Regions from separate parts of the Homo sapiens genome. Here all the other regions are linked to region 3. The links are chromatin contacts, found by Hi-C or POLR2A ChIA-PET in ENCODE. All regions are on one chromosome and are shown on one strand. The core of a region is the stretch at or near the end of the contact, and the rest is flanking DNA. Distances in the headings are between cores, read along the strand shown.

The links. Hi-C counts contacts between places; a loop is a spot of excess contacts on that map. ChIA-PET counts read pairs that join two places held with the same protein, here RNA polymerase II (POLR2A). Pooled maps may share reads with other maps.
Region 1: a loop to region 3 is called in a pooled map, with 5 times the contacts of the local background. The contact joins the enhancer-like site here to the promoter of RANBP3-DT in region 3. A Hi-C loop is called at or near these places in 5 of 50 pooled maps. POLR2A ChIA-PET finds 5 or more read pairs at or near these places in 3 of 52 experiments (GM10248, K562 and PC-3).
Region 2: a loop to region 3 is called in a pooled map, with 4 times the contacts of the local background. The contact joins the promoter of VAV1 here to the promoter of RANBP3-DT in region 3. A Hi-C loop is called at or near these places in 1 of 37 single-sample maps with no recorded cell type and 7 of 50 pooled maps. POLR2A ChIA-PET finds 5 or more read pairs at or near these places in 1 of 52 experiments (PC-9).

The regions. Positions count from the first base shown.
Region 1 is chr19:6,526,455-6,530,725 of GRCh38, forward strand. No RefSeq gene overlaps it. Among named protein-coding and RNA genes, the nearest start is that of TNFSF9, 2.4 kb to the right of the region's middle. RefSeq lists enhancers at 1,560-1,789, 2,220-2,479. Within about 2 kb of position 1,462, at least 2 of the 41 ENCODE cell types and tissues checked have a DNase peak (open chromatin) inside an H3K27ac peak, as active enhancers do.
Region 2 is chr19:6,771,118-6,775,220 of GRCh38, forward strand. VAV1 (vav guanine nucleotide exchange factor 1) reads left to right here and starts at 1,591. Exons shown (of 27, transcript NM_005428.4): 1 at 1,591-1,894. The coding sequence starts at 1,691. RefSeq lists a silencer at 1,410-1,659 and enhancers at 1,821-2,321, 2,430-2,479.
Region 3 is chr19:5,976,488-5,980,931 of GRCh38, forward strand. RANBP3-DT (RANBP3 divergent transcript) reads left to right here and starts at 1,916. Exons shown (of 4, transcript NR_046376.1): 1 at 1,916-2,027. RANBP3 (RAN binding protein 3) reads right to left here and starts at 1,653. Exons shown (of 17, transcript NM_007322.3): 1 at 1,574-1,653. The coding sequence starts at 1,595. RefSeq lists silencers at 1,437-1,546, 1,777-1,946, 1,997-2,046.

The sequences.
Region 1 (4,271 bases), core at 212-2,711, 550 kb after region 3:
GCCGTGGCTCACACCTGTAATCCCAGTACTTTCGGAGGCCAGGGCAGGAGGACCCATTCAGCCCAGGAGTTAGAGACCAGCCAGGGCAACATGGAGAGACTCCGTCTCAATTAACATATAAAATAAAATATCCTGTGTGCATTCACTTAGGAAAAAATGCAATAAAATAAAATAAAAAATAAGAATGAAAAAGGACCTGGCGACTCAGCAGCCCACCGAGGTAGCTCACGCCTATAATCCCAGCACTTTGTGAGGTCGAGATGAGCGGATCACTTGAGCCAAGGAGGTGGACTGGGCAATATGGTGAAACCCCATCTCTTCAAATAATACTAAATTAGCTGAGCATTGTGGTGCGCACCTATAGTCCTAGCTACTGGGGAAGCTGAGGTGAGAGGATTGCTTGAGCCTGGCGGTTGAGGTTGCTGTAAGCTGTCATTACCCACTGCACTCCAGCCTCGGTGACAGTGTGAAATCCTGCCTCAAAAAAATAAAAATTACTTAGAAAGGGCCAGGTGAGGTGGCTCATACCTGTAGTCCCAGCACTTTGGGGAGTCTGAGGTGGGAGAGTCACTTAAGCCCAGGAGTTTGAGGTTGCAATGAACCACGATGACACCACTGCACTCCAGCCTGGGCAACAGAGTGAGATGCTGTCTATTTTTTTTTTTTTTGAGACGGAGTCTTGCTCTGTCACCCAGGCTGGAGTGCAGTGGTACAATCTTGGCTCACTGTGACCTCCACCTCCCAGATTCAAGTGATCCTCCCGCCTCAGCCTCCCAAGTAGCTGGAACTACAAGCTAGTGCCACCATGCCCAGCTAATTTTTGTAGTTTTTTTTTTTTTAGTAGAGACAGGGCTTCACCATGTTGCCCAGGCTGGTTTTGAACTCCTGAACTTAAGTGATCCACCCGCCTCAGCCTCCCAAAGTGCTGGGATTACAGACGTGAGCCACCATGCTGGGCTGAGAACCTATCTTAAAACAAAAAATTGCTTCTCTGATTCTCTCTTATGGAAAGTGGAGAGGAGTTGGTGTCCCTTCTGCAATTTTTTTTTTTTTTTGAGATAGAGTCTCACTTTGTCACCCAGGCTGGAGTGCAGTGGCACGATCTCGGCTCACTGCAACCTCCGCCTCCCGGGTTCAAGGATTCTCTTGCCTCAACCTCCCGAGTAACTGGGATTATAGGCATCTGCCATCACGCCTGGCTAATTTTAGTATTTTTAGTAGAGATGGGGTTCACCATGTTAGTCAGGCTGGTCTTGAACTCCTGACCTCAGGTGATCCACCTGCCTCAGCCTCCCAGAGTGCTGGGATTACAGGCGTGAGCCACTGCGCCCGGCCTTCTTCTGCAAATTTATCTATGGCAAACTTCTGTATTTTAGCCGCCATCCACCACATTATTCATAGTTGAGGGGATTCACCAACGAGTAGGTCTTAGGGGTGGTGGAAATCTAAGGAAACTCACCTTTCCGTTCTGCTGGCTTGTAATTTTTTTTTTTTGGTTTACGAACAATTGCTCAAGTGTGACTACAGTGAAGTTTCAGGAGACAGTGAAAACAGAGGCTGGTTCAGTTTGTCATCTTGACCCGGAAGGGATGGTGTAAAGGGAGACATGAGTGGTGAGAAAGTGTCTGGCAGTTGCGGTTCTGGGGAAAGAATGTTCCAGGCCGAGGAATAGCAGATGCGAAGGAAAAACGTGGGCACAAGTGGCATTCTCAAACTTGCGGGGCCGTCGGAATCTTCTGGAGGACACCCCCTCTGAGAGTTTCCGGAGGTTTAGGCGGGGTGCTAGAATTTGCATAGCTAATTGATAGTGGCCCTGTTGCTGGGTCGGGCCTCACACGTGGAGTACCCAAACCGTATATAGGAAGTGTTTAGCATTTGGTAATGCTCCTTCAACACTAGCCAGTAACATTACTGTTTTCTCTGCAATCCCCCAGGGAGGCCCAATACAGGATCAGACACAGTGCTGACCTGGAAGATACTTGTTCTGTTGAATGAGAAGTCTACCTTATGACTGGGCACGGTAACGCATGACTGGCATCACAGTGCTGAGAGGCCAAGACAGGAGCATTGCTTGAGTCCAGGAGTTTGAGACCAGCTGAGCAACATAGCAAGACCCTGTCTCTATAAAAAGTAAAAAATTAAAAAAAAAAATTGGTAGGCATGGTGGTATGTGCCTGTAGTTCCAGCTATTCAGGAGTCTAAGACAGGAGGATGGCTTGAACCCAGGATTGGAGGCTGCAGTGGGCTATGATCGTGCCACTGCACTCCAGCTTGGGCGACAGAGCAAGACCTTGTATCTGAAAGCAAAACAAAAGTCCCTTTATTTTATGGGCTGTTGACTTCTGCTAGCAGAGGGATGAAAGGCGTGGTCTACCCTCCCATCTCCCATGGGGCTGGGAGATGGGAAGGGAGTTGGCCATTGTGGACCCACACTGGTCTGGGCAGACCAGGACTTCAACACCAGCCAAGGGCTTTCCCCGGGTCACGTCCCTCTCCATCTGGGAGTGCTTCCTCTTTTGGGGCCAAGTTTTCACCGCTTCTTGGCCCATCCTCCCAGCCCCGGATTGGCCGCCTCCAGCAGGCCAGAGCAGATGGGAAATGTGTTTCCTCCAACTCGCTCAACACTGTCCCTTTCTTGCAAGGGGAATTTCTCCACCTGGACTCTCCGAGCTTCTGCTTGTAGGGTCCCGAGGGGCTCCTGCCGGGAACCATCCAGTGGGTGGGTGGGGGCAGGCCAGGGAAGGCCCAGGGGTCCCGGGGAAGGTGGCCAGGAGGGCTGAGCATGACACTCAGGGTTCCACTGGGGGGTTGGGGATCAGGGGGCAGATGCTCCAGGAGTGAGGGTGGTTGAGGCTTGGCTGAAGCCTGACCCTTCTTAGGAAGTGCTGGATGTGGGGGAACCCGGGGGAGTCCTAGTGATGGGGGGCTAGGGGGTGCTGAGAGGAGGGGAAGGAGACAAAGAGAGACTAAAGAAGGAAAAGGAGAGAGACAGGGAGAGACAGAGAGTCAGAGAGAGACAGAGGGAATCAGAGACAGAGAGAAACAGGGAGAGAGACAGAAAGAGTGAGAGCCAGAGACATACAGAGACAGGGAGAGACACAGAGATGCATAAAGAGAGGGAGTCAGAGATGGAGAGAGACAGAGATAACGGAGCCAGAGATAGGGAGAGTCAGAGACAGAGAGAAAGAAACACACAGACTGACACAGATAAAAGAGCCAGAGACAGGGAGAGGCAGAGACAAAGAGAGATACAGAGACAGAGATAACAGAGCCAGAGACAGAGAGACAGAGACAGAGATAACAGAGCCAGAGACAGGGAGAGAGTGTCAGAGACAGAGACAGACACAGAGATAACAGAGCCAGAGATAGGGAGAGTCAGAGACAGAGAGAAAGAGACACAAGACAGACATAGATAAAAGAGCCAGAGACAGGGAGAGGCAGAGACAAAGAGAGATACAGAGACAGAGATAGCAGAGCCAGAGACAGGGAGAGAGTGTCAGAGACAGAGAGACAGACACAGAGATAACAGAGCCAGAGATAGGGAGAGTCAGAGACAGAGAGAAAGAGACAGACAGACATAGATAAAAGAGCCAGAGACAGGGAGAGAGACACAGAGACAGAGACATAGAGACAGAGATAACAGAGCCAGAGACAGAGTCAGAGACAGAGACAGAGAGAGCCAGACACAGAGACAGAGAGAGAGAGTCACAGCCAGAGACAGCGACAGAGATAACAGAAGCAGAGAGAGGGAGAAAGATAACAGAGCCAGAGACAGTCAGAGACAGAGATAGAGAGACAGAGATAACAGAGCCAGAGACAGATACAGAGACAGAGATAACGGAGCCAGAGATAGGGAGAGAGAGTCAGAGACAGAGAGAGATATATAGACAGAGATAACAGAGCCAGACATGGGGAGAGAGAGTCAGAGGCAGAGAGAGAGAAGACAGATAGAGAGACAGAGCCAGTGATAACAGAGCCAGAGACAGGGAGAGAGAGTCAGAGAGAGATACAATGAGAGACAGAGATAACAGCCAGAGACAGAGTTAGACAGAGAGATACAGAGACAGAGATAACAGAGCCAGAGACAGGGAGAGAGAATTAGAGACAGAGATAGAGAGAGACAGAGACAGAGATAATACAGGCACAGAGGCACGCATAGACATAAATTGGCAGAGAGAGAGAAAGATCTCTTTCCACCCACTGCAGAGGCAATCAACAGAGACAGAGAAAGACGTTAACGGGGAGACACAGAGAGCAAAGGAGACTGAGTC
Region 2 (4,103 bases), core at 341-2,840, 790 kb after region 3:
TGGGTGACAGAATGAGACCCTGTCAAAAAAAAAAAAAAAAAAAAAAAAAAAAAGCCGGGCGCGGTGGCTCACGCCTGTAATCCCAGCACTTTGGGAGGCTGAGGCAGGTGGATCACCTGAGGTCAGGAGTTCGAGACCAGCCTGACCAACATGGAGAAACCCTGTCTCTACTAAAAATACAAAATTAGCTGGGCGTGGTGATGCATGCCCGTAATCTCAGCTACTTGGGAAGCTGAGACAGGAGAATCGCTTGAACCCAGGAGGCAGAGGTTGTGGTGAGCTGATCACACCACTGCACTCTAGCCTGGGCAACGAGAGTGAAACTCCGTCTCAAAAGAAAAAAAAAGAAGAAAGAAGCCTGGCGCGGTGGCTCACGCCTGTAATCCCAGCACTTTGGGAGGCTGAGGCGGGCGGATCATGAGATCGGGAGATCGAGACCACGATGAAACCCTGTCTCTACTAAAAATACAAAAAATTAGCCAGACGCGGTGGCGGACGCCTGTAGTCCCAGCTACTCAGGAGGCTGAGGCAGGAGAATGGCGTGAACCCGGGAAGCGGAGCTTGCAGTGAACTGAGATTGCGCCACCGCACTCCAGCCTGGGTGACAGAGTGAGACTCCGTCTCAAAAAAAAAAAAAGAAGAAAGAAACAAAGAGAGAAAGAAAGGAAAGAAAGAAAGGAAGGAAGGAAGGAAGGAAGGAAGGAAGGAAGAAAGGAAGGGAGGGAAAGAGGGAGAGAAAGGAAGGAAGGAAAAAAATAACTTAAAAAATCAGATTTGTTGGACAAAGATCAGGGCTTAACCTAGGGAGGTGGGTAGAGCTAATGGAATGCGGAAAAGGCTGTGATTTGAAATGAGGGGATTTAGGAAGACCTCATGAGAAGGTAGCATTTGAGCAAAGACATGTAGGGGTGAGGGAGCTAGCCATGAAGTTGCTTAAGGTGGAGGACACAGCCCGTGCAAAGGCCCTGGGGCAGGGCCGTATGTTCCTGGCATGTTGGAGGAAGAGCGAAGAGGCCCGTGTGGCTGGAGCACAGTGAAGAGGGGGAGAGAGGGAGTGGGGAGGGCAGGGAGGGAACTGGGCAATTCAAGCAGGGTTTTGTGGGCCTTGGGGAGGACTTGGGCTTGTCCCTGGAGGAAAGTGGGAGCCATAGAGAGTTGTGGGCAGAAGAAGGGTGTGCCCTGACTCAGATGCTCACAGGCAACCTCTGGTGGTGGCTGCAGGGAGGACAGACTGTGGGGTACGGGGGCTGGAGTCAGAAGACCAGCTGAGTGATGACGGGGCTGGACCAGACAGAGGAGGGGGTGAGAAGTGGGTGAATTCTGGGTATATTTCAGAGTGTCACTGCCGCCGTCTGCATATGGAGGAAGCTCACCCATCTCATAGTCTAGCTGGCCTGACTCCCCCAGCCCCCCAACTCCCCATGCCCAGGCCTGTGTCGAGTGGGCGGAAGAAAGAGATGTCAGATTCTGCATGGAAGGCGTGGGGTGGGGCTGGGCTGCAGGTGCTCCCCCAGCTCCCCCCCGCCCCATGGCTCCTCCTCCTCCACCCCCTCTCAGGGCGACAGTTACAGGCAAAGAAGAGGAAGTGGTAGCACTAGCTGTCGCTCCACAGGCGAGCAGGGCAGGCGTGCGGGCGGGTGGGTGGTGGAGGCTGCGAGGGTGCACGGCCGGCCCTGGGCAGGCGGTAGCCATGGAGCTGTGGCGCCAATGCACCCACTGGCTCATCCAGTGCCGGGTGCTGCCGCCCAGCCACCGCGTGACCTGGGATGGGGCTCAGGTGTGTGAACTGGCCCAGGCCCTCCGGGATGGTGTCCTTCTGTGTCAGCTGCTTAACAACCTGCTACCCCATGCCATCAACCTGCGTGAGGTCAACCTGCGCCCCCAGATGTCCCAGGTGAGCCCTCCGCGGGCAGGTGTGCTGAGGGTTGGAGACGGGGGTCCTCCCCGGGGCTGACAGTCGAGGGGCTGACGTGCTGCTCCACCTCTGGGCCTGCAAAGGAGAGGGAATATGCTTACAGGTCCAGGGCTGGCCCAGGGGGTGGTCACAATCTGAGATTCTGGGGTGGCCTCCCCAAGCTTAACAGGCTCCCTGTGTGGGTTCACGGGCCCTGAGTTGGCCCGCATCTGGGCTGAGAACTGGCAAACTAGGGGTTAACTCTCTCAAGCCCCAGGCGCCTCTACTGTGGTTCATGCCCCCAGATGGGACCAACCAGAGGTCTCGGGGGAGCTCCCCAGAACCCCCAGGGTGGCCATTGGGTTACCTGAGGCTTTGGACTCCTTTGACCCCCAGAGTCTGGATGTGGGGGAGGAGCCTCCGCCAACATCTTCCCCCACATGTGTCTCCTCCTCCCGGGCCCTGGGCCCCTTCCTTCCCCTTACATCTTCCTTCCCCTTGGCTTCCTGCCTGGGCCTGGGGCAGCATGGGGCAGGTGGGGGGCTGCAGCCCCAGGGATCTGAGCTTCCTCCCTGCATCCATCTCAGAGGAGATAGTAAGGCAGGGCCCAGTCCTGGGCTCAGAGAGTGGGTCCTGAGGTCTTGGTGCTTGGAAGAGCTGCATTTTCTCGGCAGGGATTTCTGCAGGGGCCCAGGCTGGAGGGGTGGTGGTGGATTTGACTGTGGCTGTATGAGACTGGCTCAGGAAATATATTCAAATCCCTATTTGAATGTGGTTGGGTGGGCGTGTGATGTGGCTGCATTATGTTGCTGTAGCATCATGTCTGGTTCCCCAGGGCTGCTGGGTGGGAACGGGGGACGGGGCGGGGCTGGTGGAGTCCCATCTCCTCTGGGATGAAAGGAGATACAGCCCTATCCTGGGGCCTGGGGGACACAGTCCTGCCCTGAGGTCTGAGGGGACAGCTCCCATCTGGTCCTCAGGCTGGCCCTGCAGATGAAGAGCTGGGAGGATAAGTTAATGGAGATGGGCCCATGGGGGTTCCTGGCGGGTGGTTTTCAGGGGCAGGGCCATTGGTGGAAGAGATCCATGCGCCTTTACTCCTTCTGTTTATTTTATTTATTTATTTATTTTTTTGAGACGGAGTCTCACTCTGTCACGCAGGCTGGAGTGCAATGGCACCATCTCGGCTCATTGCAAGCTCCGCCTCCCAGGTTCACGTCATTCTCCTGCCTCAGCCTCCCGAGTAGCTGGGACTACAGGCGCCCGCCACCACGCCTGGCTAATTTTTTGTATTTTTAGTAGAGACAGGGGTTTCACCGTGTTAGCCAGGATGGTCTCGATCTCCCGACCTCATGATCCGCCCACCTCGGCCTCCCAAAGTGCTGGGATTACAGGTGTGAGCCACCGCGCCCAGCCTTTTTTTTTTTTTTTTTTTTTTTTTAAAGACAGGGTCTCACTCTGTCGCCCAGGCTGGAGGCAGTGGTGCGATCTCAGCTCACTGCAACCTTAGCCTCTCAGGATCAAGCAATTCTCCTGCCTCAGCCTCCTGAGTAGCTGGGATTACAGGCGCCCACCACCACACCTGGCTAATTTTTGTATTTTTAGTAGAGACAGGGTTTCACTATGTTGGCCAGGCTAGTCTTGAACTCCTGACCTCAAATGATCCACCCACCTCGGCCTTCCAAAGTGCTGGAATTACAGGTGTGAGCCACTGTGCCCGGCTGCTCCTTCTGTTTTTTTTTATCTTATCTTTTATTTTTTGAGATGGAGTCTTGCTCTGTTGCCCAGGCTGGAATGCGGTGGTGCAATCTTGGCTCACTGCACCCTCCACTTCCTGGGTTCAAGTGGTTCTCCTGTCCCAGCCTCCCAAGTAGCTGCGACTACAGGCACACATCACCATGCCTGCCTAATTTTTTTTTTTTTTTTGTATTTTTAGTAGAGATGGGGTTTTCCCATGTTGACCAAGCTGGCCTTGAACTCCTGACCTCAGGTGATCTGACCACCTCGGCCTCTCGAAAGGCTGGGATTACAGGCATGAGCCACCATGCCCGGCCCTTCTGTTTCTTTAGTGCCAGGGGATTACACTGTCCTCAGCTGGGACAGGGCTTCCTGAAAGGAGAAGGCACTCCCCCCACCAACCTAAGCATCCATCCTCTGGCCACAGCCCATCCCAGCTTTGCCTACATTTGCTTAATCTTCTGGTTTCTAG
Region 3 (4,444 bases), core at 666-3,165:
GTAATCCCAGCACTTTGGGAGGCCGAGGCGGGCAGATCACGAGGTCAGGAGATGGAGACCATCCTGGCCAACATGGTGAAACCCCGTCTGTACTAAAAACACAAAAATTAGCTGGGTGTGGTGGTGCGCGCCTGTAATCCCAGCTACTCGGGAGGCTGAGGCAGGAGAATCACCTGAACCCGGGAGGCGGAGATTGCAGTGAGCCGAGATGGCGCCACTGCACTCCAGCCTGGCTACAGAGCTAGACTCCGTCCCAAAAAATAAAATAGAATAAAATGGCCAAGAATCAGGGAGAGAACCTGTGCTGCTGCCTGTACAGATGCCCAGCGCCCGCCCAACACCACACAGAATCAGAATCTGCAGGGACTGAGCACCCGTGGTCTGGCATCTGAAGCCAGGCCATCTTGGTTCACATCCCTGCTCCTTCCCAGCTGTGTGACACGCCTTGGATAAGCGACTTAACCACGTTGACTCAGTCTCCTCATCAAGTGAATGGGGCTAACAGTATCTATACCTCCTACCAGGGAAAACAGTATGTCAAGACTTTGCACCACACCTGGTAACTACCCTAAATGCTCCACAAGACCAAGCACTTCCTATCATCATTCATTCATTACTGCAATTCGGTAGGGAAAACCCTCCAGTCACAGGGAGCACCGAATGGGGGAATCAGAGCCAGACAGGTAGAGAGCTTGCCTGCATTTGTGCAACTAGAAAAGGGGGGGAGCTAAAAATAGGCCTCAGAAGTCTTGAAGCTACAGCGATGGCAACACGACTATGGATGGAAGCAGACATCAGCCTTATGGTGCCTTCTCGGGGGATCTGGAAGTGTAACCTTGTCAAAAACACTCAGGTGGGCTGTCAGCGCTCCACAGAGGAGGGACTCGCACGGTCTCTTGTCTGGAAGTGCAGCAAAAAGGGCCAAAGAGCAGCCAGGGTTTTCGGCGGCCCAGATCCTGCGGCGGGGCCTAAATGAGGGGGAGACGAAGCGCCCCGAAGGATCCGGGGGGAACTGGCGGGAAGTGGGGGCCGAAGTTCGGGGCGGGGACGGGGTGAAAACGGCCTGGGCTTCCTCCGTCCGCGGTGTGCGGCTGGCCCGCGGAGGACGAGGGCCTCACGGGCTTAGGAGATAGGCAGCCAGGCCGGGGAAGGGGAGATGCCGGGTGGCGGAGGACGAGGGGGCGGGGAGGGAGCGTGGCGCGCTCCGGGCCACAACCAGGCCCTAAGGTCTATTTACATCCGTGGCCGAAGCACTGGGGCCGCGCCTCCCGCCCCCTTCAGCCCCGAGCTTGGCTGCGACGCAGAGGGGCCTTAGGGCTGCGATCCCGATGGCCACCCGGCTCCTCTAGCCAGACGGCTGCAGTGGCTGGGGTTGCCGGGAGTGATGGGCCGGGCCGGTGAGCCCGGCCTGAGGGGACGCAATAGGGGGCGGCTGCAAGGCCCGCCACGGCGCTAGCCTGGAGCGGACGAAACCCTTGCACTCTGCGGTGCTCCCCCCAAGGGCTTGTGGCCCCTAGTCCTCCCGCCGCCCGTTCCCCGGCCGCCAGCCGGTCCCCAACGGCGCCTCCCCTACCTTCGTTCGCCAGGTCCGCCATTTTACTTCCTTAAGCCCTCCCACAAGGCCCCGCGCCGGCCCAGGCTCGCCTGCTTTCTGCCAGAAACTCCCGCGCGTGCGCACTTAACAAGCCGACTCCGTGTGAGGCGGCCAGCTCGCGCCTGCGCGCTGAATGCCGCGCGGAGGCGAGCCCCGGATCGCCTGCCCTGCAGAGCAGCCTGCCCTGACGAGCCGCGCTCCTAGCACGCACCTGCGCACGAGCCATCTCCCGCCTCCTTTTCCCGCCGACTGAGAGGGCGGGGAAAGGGCCGGGAAGGGCGCATGCGCAGTGGCAGCGACTAAGGTTTAGTGAGGCGGCACCGCGCGGCCCGAGGCGGGTCTTGAAGCACTCGTTTTCCCACTCGTTTTCCGGGGTTCCCCCGCGGTGGGACAGTGAGCAGTTCAGGGCGCCGCAGCCGAGGCCTTCCTCCAGGTAAATCGCCGGGCCTGCGGGGGCTTCCCACACGCGCGGGCGGGAGACGCGTTGCCTCCTACCTCAGTTTACCCGCCTTAGGAGCCGGTACCTTCGGCAAACGCTTTCCTGAAACCACGGGGGAAGTGGCGAGAGGGCGCGGGGTGCTTGGGATTGGGGGGTAAATCAGAGCTCATCGGCGGGGGCGGGGGTCGTGGTCAGGCTCTAGGAGGGGGCGCAGCCCTGGGACCCAGGTGCTGGCGTTGGGGGCGGGGGGAGCCGGCGCGAGGGACTCGACCCCTCGGAGCTACGAGAATCAACTTCACAAGCTCATGGGAGGGGAACCGCGCGCCTCCAGGTTACCCATCTGTAAAATGGGACCATCAGCCTCACTCACAAGGCTCATGGGAGGGTCCTGGACACCCTGGAGTTGTTCTCTACTCACCTGCTATGAATCTCTCAGCAAATCCTTCGGACTTGGCCTTGCCTCCAAAATACAGCCCAGAGCCACCCATTGTCACCCCCAGGCTGTCACCACCCTAGGCCACATCGTCCGTATCTATCTCATGGAAGACTTGGACAGCGGCCTCTCTGCTATCCTTTGCTGCATTCTTTTGAAGCCCCAGGCTTGGTTCTGCACATGGCCGCAGGCTGAGGAGTCTTTGAAAAATATAATCAGCCAGACGCGGTAGCTCACCCCTGGAATCCCAGCACTGCGGGAGGCCAAGGTGGGAGGATCGCTTGAGCTCAGTTCAAAACCAGCCTAGGCAACAGAGCAAGACCCCATCTCTACAAAAACACAAAAATTACCCGGATGTGGTGGTGCAAGCCTGTGGTCCCAGCTACTTGGGAGGCTGAGGCAGGAGGATCACTTGAGCCCAGGAGGTTGAGGCTGCAGTGAGCTGTGACAGTGCCACTGCCACCATCCTAGGGACACAGCAAGAACCTCCCCCATATATATACACATATATACTTTGTTTTTATCTATATATATACACACAGATATATACATACACGTGTGCATATATATGTGTGTGTGTGTATATATATATATATACACATAGACTGAAAATGGAAATATCAAGGCCACTCAGTGCTTCCAGAGGGCTCTCAGCTGAACTTGGAATATCCTAAACCTTGTATTCAGGTTTATGAAGTCCCCTGAACTTGGCTCCCATGCCCTGCTTTGTTCCCCCTTGCTCATTGCTGTTCAGCCGCGTGGGTCTTTCCATCCTTGGAGCACAAGCTCATTCCAACCTAAGGGTCTTTGCACTTGGTCGTCTCTCTGCCTGGGACCTTGTGTTTCAGGTCTTACCTAGGTTGGAGTCCCAGCTCTGCACCTTTTTGAGTATGATCTAAAAGAGAGCGAGGAGTACTACAATCTGTGGGCCAGATATAGTCTATGAGCTAAAAATGGTTCCTCCCTCCCTCCCCTTGTTCCCTCCCTCCCTTTCCTTCCCTTCCCTTTCTTTTATTTATTTTGGAATCTAACTCTGTTGCCCACGCTGGAGTGCAGTGGTACAATTTCGACTCACTACAACCTCCGCCTCCCGGGTTGAAGTGATTCTCCTGCCTCAGCCTTCTGAGTAGCTGGCATTACAGCTGTGTACTACTATACCCAGCTAGTTTTTGTGTTTTTTTGTGGAGACAGGGTTTCACCATGTTGGCCAGGCTGCTCTCGAACTTCTGACCTCAGGTGCTCTGCCCACCTTGGCTTCCCAAAGTGCTGGGATTACAGGCATGAGCCACCGCGCCTGCCGATTTTTTTACATTTTTAGCTGGTTGGGAAAAAAAATACCAAAAGAAGAATATCTATTGATGTGAAAATGGTGTGAAATTTACATTTCAGTGTCTGTAAATAAAGTTTTATTTGAAAACAGCCAATGCTTACTCATTTATATATTGTCTCTGGCTACTTTTGAGCTGTGACATTAGAGCTAATTTTTTTTTTTAACAGAAACTTTTTGGCCAACAAAACTTAAAGCATTTACTGTTTGTGTCTTTACAGAAAAAGTTTGCCAGTTCCTAATCCAGGACACATGTATTTACATGGTTGTTAAACTTTTCTGAACAGCCAGTGGGATGTGGTAAATATTTAACAGCAGCTTCTCTGGAAGAGAATGTATTCGTTAGTATGTATTTATGTGTGTGTATATAGTTTATTGTAAATTTTACTTATTTTTCTATCACTTTCTTAAGACCACAAGACAATTAATAAAACAAATTGAACCCTGTTTTGTAGCGTCTGCTGATTTTCTGGGTGTGAATCCTTCAGCCATGGCCTATATTGTTACTAATGGGATGTCACTAGCACCAGAGTTGGGAGGACATGCGCAGTAGTAGCACACCAGATTCTTTTTTTTTTTTTTTTTTTTCTTTTGAGGCAGAGTCTCGCTTTGTTGCCCAGGCTGGAGTGCAGTGGCGCGATCTCAGCTCAC